Regions from separate parts of the Homo sapiens genome. Here region 2 is linked to region 1. A link is a contact called in ENCODE Hi-C or POLR2A ChIA-PET data. All regions are on one chromosome and are shown on one strand. The core of a region is the stretch at or near the end of the contact, and the rest is flanking DNA. Distances in the headings are between cores, read along the strand shown.

What was found. Hi-C counts contacts between places; a loop is a spot of excess contacts on that map. ChIA-PET counts read pairs that join two places held with the same protein, here RNA polymerase II (POLR2A). Pooled maps may share reads with other maps.
Region 2: a pooled map shows a loop between it and region 1 (2.9-fold over the local background). The contact joins two enhancer-like sites. A Hi-C loop is called at or near these places in 1 of 50 pooled maps. POLR2A ChIA-PET finds 5 or more read pairs at or near these places in 2 of 52 experiments (activated CD4-positive, alpha-beta T cell and activated T-cell).

What each region holds. Positions count from the first base shown.
Region 1 is chr17:27,575,535-27,578,458 of GRCh38, reverse strand. It overlaps KSR1 (kinase suppressor of ras 1), which reads right to left. Exons shown (of 21, transcript NM_001394583.1): 3 at 820-967. Among named protein-coding and RNA genes, the nearest start is that of LGALS9, 54 kb to the left of the region's middle. Within about 2 kb of position 1,283, at least 16 of the 41 ENCODE cell types and tissues checked have a DNase peak (open chromatin) inside an H3K27ac peak, as active enhancers do.
Region 2 is chr17:28,070,756-28,073,455 of GRCh38, reverse strand. The region is part of intron 1 of NLK (nemo like kinase); the gene reads right to left. Among named protein-coding and RNA genes, the nearest start is that of NLK, 29 kb to the right of the region's middle. Within about 2 kb of position 1,420, at least 4 of the 41 ENCODE cell types and tissues checked have a DNase peak (open chromatin) inside an H3K27ac peak, as active enhancers do.

The sequences.
Region 1 (2,924 bases), core at 34-2,533:
AGATTTTCTGAATTGAGTGCAACTTTCTACACTGTGCCGTGTTCAGAGGACTTGATACAATGAGGGCAGAGAGGAAATTAAGCCCGATCCTCTCTGGGAAGAAAAAACCAGGCAGAATATAAACCTTGGTGCCTTCCTTAAGCCTCAGGCAGACGGAGATAAGACAGGGGCCTCAGATAATTAAAAACCAGGCCTGATTCCATTCATGAGGCTTATTTTAATGCCTTATCTATGTGGTAGTGGGACCATTAAGTCAGGCATTTGAAGCTGTTTCCGACGCAAGATTTAGAAAGCCTGTGAATAATTCCCAAGGACCTCGTGGCAAGGCCAGGATTACACACTTTGCCTGGGACAGCCACGTACACACTCCCAGCTAAAGAGCCATAGAGTTTCCCTAATCACCCTTGGCTCAGGCCCACATCAGCATGTGCCTTCTGAGCACAGAACCCAGCCAGCAATGGGGACAGGAGAAGACGGGGAGAGGGCTGGGGGCTGGAATGTGGGAAGCTGGCAGAGGGTACACAGAGCCCTCAACAGAGAGGAAACCATGCCAGGCCAGCCCAGCCCAGCAGACAGGCCTGGGATTTCTAACCATGGCTGAAACCCCTCAGATTCGGCCTGGCCAGACCCACCAGGATCCAGAGCCCTGAGGACCCTGGGAGAGCTTCTCAGGAGGCTGTGAACATCCAACCCTGGCCTTTCCAGGCTGCCCCAGAAACCCTGGGCCACGCTTGCCCCGCTCCATCACCCACCATAGTGAAGGCCACAGCCCCAAGGGCACCAGGCCAGGCAAGGGAGAGGGTGGCAGGCCCCACGTACCCAGGCCTGTCACCTTCCGCAGGCAGGTGAGGGCATACTGCAGACGGCCACACTCATCCCCGCTGGCCCCACAGCGCCGCAGCGTCTCCTTCACCTTGGCCTCATTCATCTCCAGCAGGGCATCCAGCGTGAGGTCTCGGGGGATCTCCTAAGGGGACAGAGGGACAGGCAGAGAGGCGGTGAGCAGTCGGCTGGGCCGGGAGCCCCTCAGCCTCAGGCTGGCCTCCTGCTGAGTGGCAGGGGCCAGCTGCTGGCTGGGCCGGCCTCTGACCAGAGCCACCACGTGCTTGGGGACACAAGCAGAGCTCCCTGGCCCCCACCCTCCAGGCTCCCAGAGACAGCAGCTGAAGCAGACTCGGTGGGGGGTGAGGGGAGGAAGTAAAGACCAGAAAGGTTTGGACGAGGGCATGTTGCCCAGCTTGTTTCTTCTTACTCCTCTGCACAGAAAAAAAACAGCGAGTCATAACAACTTTTTAGAATGACGAGTACTTCAGACAAAGATGGCCCTTCACAATTTTGTTGTATCTGAATCAGATAAGAGAGATTTCAAATCAAACTGGCTCAAGAAAGGAAGGATTTAAAAAAAAAAAACAAAAAAACCTCACCAAACACTGCAGAGGCACTTACTGCCTCACCTGATTTCTATCAAAACTTTTCACTGGCCCCACCTGACAGATGAAGAAAGAGGCTCAGAGAGATTATGTCACCTGCACGAGGTCACTAGGCCATACGGTGAAGAAAGTGGCAGGCAGAATTTTAAGGTGGTCTTGTGACCTTTGTCCCCTGGTGTTGCTCCTGATCTTGTTACATTACAGAAGTCTCCCTCTTATCTGCAGTTTCAGTTACCAGCAGCCAACCATAGCCTAAAACTATTAAATGGAAAATGCCAGAAACATTCCAGAAATAAACAATTTATAGTTTTAAACTATGCACCATTCTGAGTAATGTGATGAAATCTTGCGCCATCCAGCTCCATCCCACCGGAGACGTGAATTGTCCCTTTGTCCAGCGTCTCCACACTGTCTCCACTCCCGGCCTGTTTGTCACTTAGTAGCTATCTTGGTTATCAGATCAACTGCCACGACCTCTCCCCACATAGGCACTTTATCATCTCACAGCATCACAAGATGAGGGGTGAGAACAGTACAGTAAGATATTTTGAGAGAGAGAAGAGAGACCACATTCCTGTAACTTTCATTATAGTGTATTGTTATAATTGCTCTATTTTGTTATTGTTGATTATTAATCTCTTACTGTGCCCAACTTACTAACTTTATCAGAGGTATGTATGTATAGGAAAAAACACAGTATACATCATATATATATATATTCAGTACTATCCATGGTTTCAGGCATCCACTGAGGGTCCTGGAACATATCCCCTACAGAAAAGGGGGTATTACTATATACAGCAAAAGGGAAATTATCCAAGTAGGCTTCATCCAATCACAAGAGCCCTTTAAAAGCAAAGGGTTCTCTTGAGCTGGTAACAGAGAAGTCAAGAGACCTGAAGCGTGAAAAGCAGACTTTGAAGGAGGAGGGGAATGGGGGTGGCCTCTGGGAAAAAAAGTAGCCCCTGGCTGACAGCCATTGAGGGAATGAGGACCTCAGACCTCCAGCCACAAGGAAATGGATTCTGCCAATAACCTGAATGAACGTGAAGTGGATTCTTCTCCAGAACTTCCAGGTAAGAGGAAGGCCTGGCCTACACCTTGACCTCAGCCTTGTGAGATCCCAAGTAGGGATATAAGCAGAGCCTGAGTGGATTCCTCCACCTAGAGAACCATGAGATGATAAGCGGGTGGTGTGTTAAGCTGCTAAATTTGTTATGAAGCAATGGAAAATACAAAGAATGAATGGTAGAATCAAGGCTCAGTGGACTTCAAAACTTGTGCCCTTTCCTCTCATCAGGGAGGGAGGAAACCTCTCCAGCTCTGACTACTTTGAGCCACATGACACTGTCAGAGGCACTGGAACCAGAGCCATTCCATCTTGAATAGGGGCTGGGTAAAATGAGGGTGAGACCTGCTGTGCTGCATCCCCAGGAAGTCAGGCATTCTTAATCATAGGGTGAGAGAGAAGGTCACAAGATACAGGTCACAAAG
Region 2 (2,700 bases), core at 171-2,670, 490 kb before region 1:
TCACAAAGGTGAGTAACATTATAGACAGTTTTCCCTGGAGTTACTGGCCAATCCTCGGTGGACAAAAGCCTAGGTTTTAATGGGCTACTTGCTGAGATGACAGGAGGCCACCTGGGGCCCTTCCCAGGAGACTGGATTAACTATACCTTTACAAATATGCTAGAAGCCTCCCAAAAGTCTGCATCCTTAGTAAGTGAAATAGGTAAAAGCTCATTCTGCAGAGGGCGATAATGAGAATAAGGGTCTTTATTGGCTTTGGTTCTTGGTAGAAGAGTAAAACAGAAATATGTCTCCACTGTGAATTCTTAGTAAGTCTGCACCCTTTGTGACTAAAATTCAAACTAGTGGTGTGGCCTGAAAAACTCAAGTCAAAAATTTACTTAAAAGTAGGTGGTACTACTAGATACTCACATCATCTCTGGAAAAAAAAAAATCTAATACCCTGCTTCAAAAAAATCACAAAAAATAAAGTTCTAATGTCATGGGCTCACAATTTTACAAAATCACCAAAGAAACAAGCACCTACAAGTAAGAGCCAATGTATTAGACCAACAAAGACAGCAGATAAGAGTATTATCAGATGCAAACATAAAATATTTTTAATGTATTTGAAAAAATATAAAAGGGGGAACAAGTATGACAGAATAGGAGACTATTAAAACGGACCAGGCAGATTCGAAAATAAACAATATTTATTACCCATGGAATTTAAACATGCATACTAAAATTTCAAGGGCAACTGAAAGAACAAAATAAGGTATGAAACTTACAAATAAGGGGTGGAAAATCTCAAGCAATTCAAAAGAAGGCAAATAAAGAGAAAAATATGAAAAGCAGAACATAAGAAATATATAAATAAGGTGGTAGGGACAAATTTAAAAAGATCAGCGCACTCATCTCGGCAGTCTGAGACCAGCCTGGGCAACACAGTGAGACCCTGTCTCTACAAAAAGTTTTTAAAAATTAGTTGGGCGTGGTGGCATGTGACTGTGGTCCCAGCCCCTTGGGAGGCTGAAGTTGGAGGATTGCTTGAGCACAGCAGGTGGAGGCTGCAGTGAGCCGTAACCGCACATCTGCACTCCAGCCTGGGTGACCAAGCAAAACCCTGTCTCAAAAAAAAAAAAAAAAGAAAAAGAAGAAGAAAGAAGATCAGTAAGCACAATTGATGGAAATGAATTAAGTGTTTCCCTTAAAAGATTGTCAGACTAGATTAAAAAGCTGAATTTAAATGTATGCTGTATATCAGAGACATATAAAATATAAGAACAGAAATGCTGAAAATAAAAAAATAAAAAAGAAGTTAAAACATCTACCAAAACACAGAACAAAGAAAACTGGTTAACCACTTCCAGTTAGAACACAGAAATATGACACTTTGCATAACAAGGAGAAAAGGTTAGATAAGCAATGAAATCATACTTTTTGTTGGGTGGTTGGTTGGTTAGTTGGGTGGTTGTATACAAGAAAGCTGAGAACTCAAAGAACGTAAATGAACTAAACTCCAGAGAAAGAGAAGCCCTTGCTAAGAGAGAAAACACTCCAAGCCCTTTTCATCCCTGGGTCACAGTGGAAAGAAGAGTAAACTGCATGCTGAAAGCAGGGCAAGAGAAACCAAAATAATCTTTTAGCAACCTTTCATTGGCTGAAGATATTTGACTTAATTAATTAAAACCTGAGGCTCTCCAGACCTGTTCTGCCAATTCTTTCTGATGAAGCCTTCACGTAGGATACAGCAGGATTGCTGAGAGGGATCGCCCTCAAGTAACATGGTGCCTTAAGTGAATGTAAGGTTGAAGGCAGGACAGGAGTGCCTACAACTAGTCAATGACATTGGACAGTGAAACTGAAAATAAAAATACCATTTCCAATGGCATCGAAAAATATTAAATACTTAGTGATAAACTAAACATGTGCAAGGCCTCTAAAATGCAAGCTCCCAAACACTGCCAAGAGAAATTAAAGACTATAATAAATGGAGATCAGAGTGGTTGACAAAGGCTGTTAAAAAAAAAAAAAAAAAAGTGGAGAGCTATACCATGTTCATGGAATGGAACACTCAACTTTCTTAAAAATTCTCTTCTATTTGATCTACAGAGTTGACATCTTCCAATAAATATCCCAACAGATTTTTAAAGAAACTGACAAGCTAATTCTGTAATGATATGAAAACACAAAGCTTCTAGAGTAGCCAAAATAATCTTGAATTAAAACAAGTAAGTTGGAAGACTTACGCTATCTGACTTCAAGAGTTACTTTAAAATAGTGTTTCTCAACTGAGGGTGACTTTGTTCCCTAGGGGACATTTGGTACTGTCTGTAGACATTTTTTGATTATCACACCTACTGAGTGGCTACTAGCATTTAGTGGTGGAGGCAAGGGATGATGCTGAACATCCTATAATACATAGGAGACCCTCCCACAGCAAAGAACTATCAGGCCCAAAATGTCAATAGTGCTGAGATGGAAAAATCCTGCTCTAAAGCTACAGTATATAAAGACAGTGTGGCATTAACATAAGACTAGACCAAAAGACTAATGAAACAGAAAAGCTTAGAATTTCACTATATTTATATAGTCAATTGATTTTCCACAGTGGAGCAAGGCTATTCAATAAGGGTGAAAAAATCTTCTTAAAGAAGGATGTTGTGAGAATAGGTAAAATTAGTATTTTAGAATAGTGTTTTACTTTAAAATTAGTAT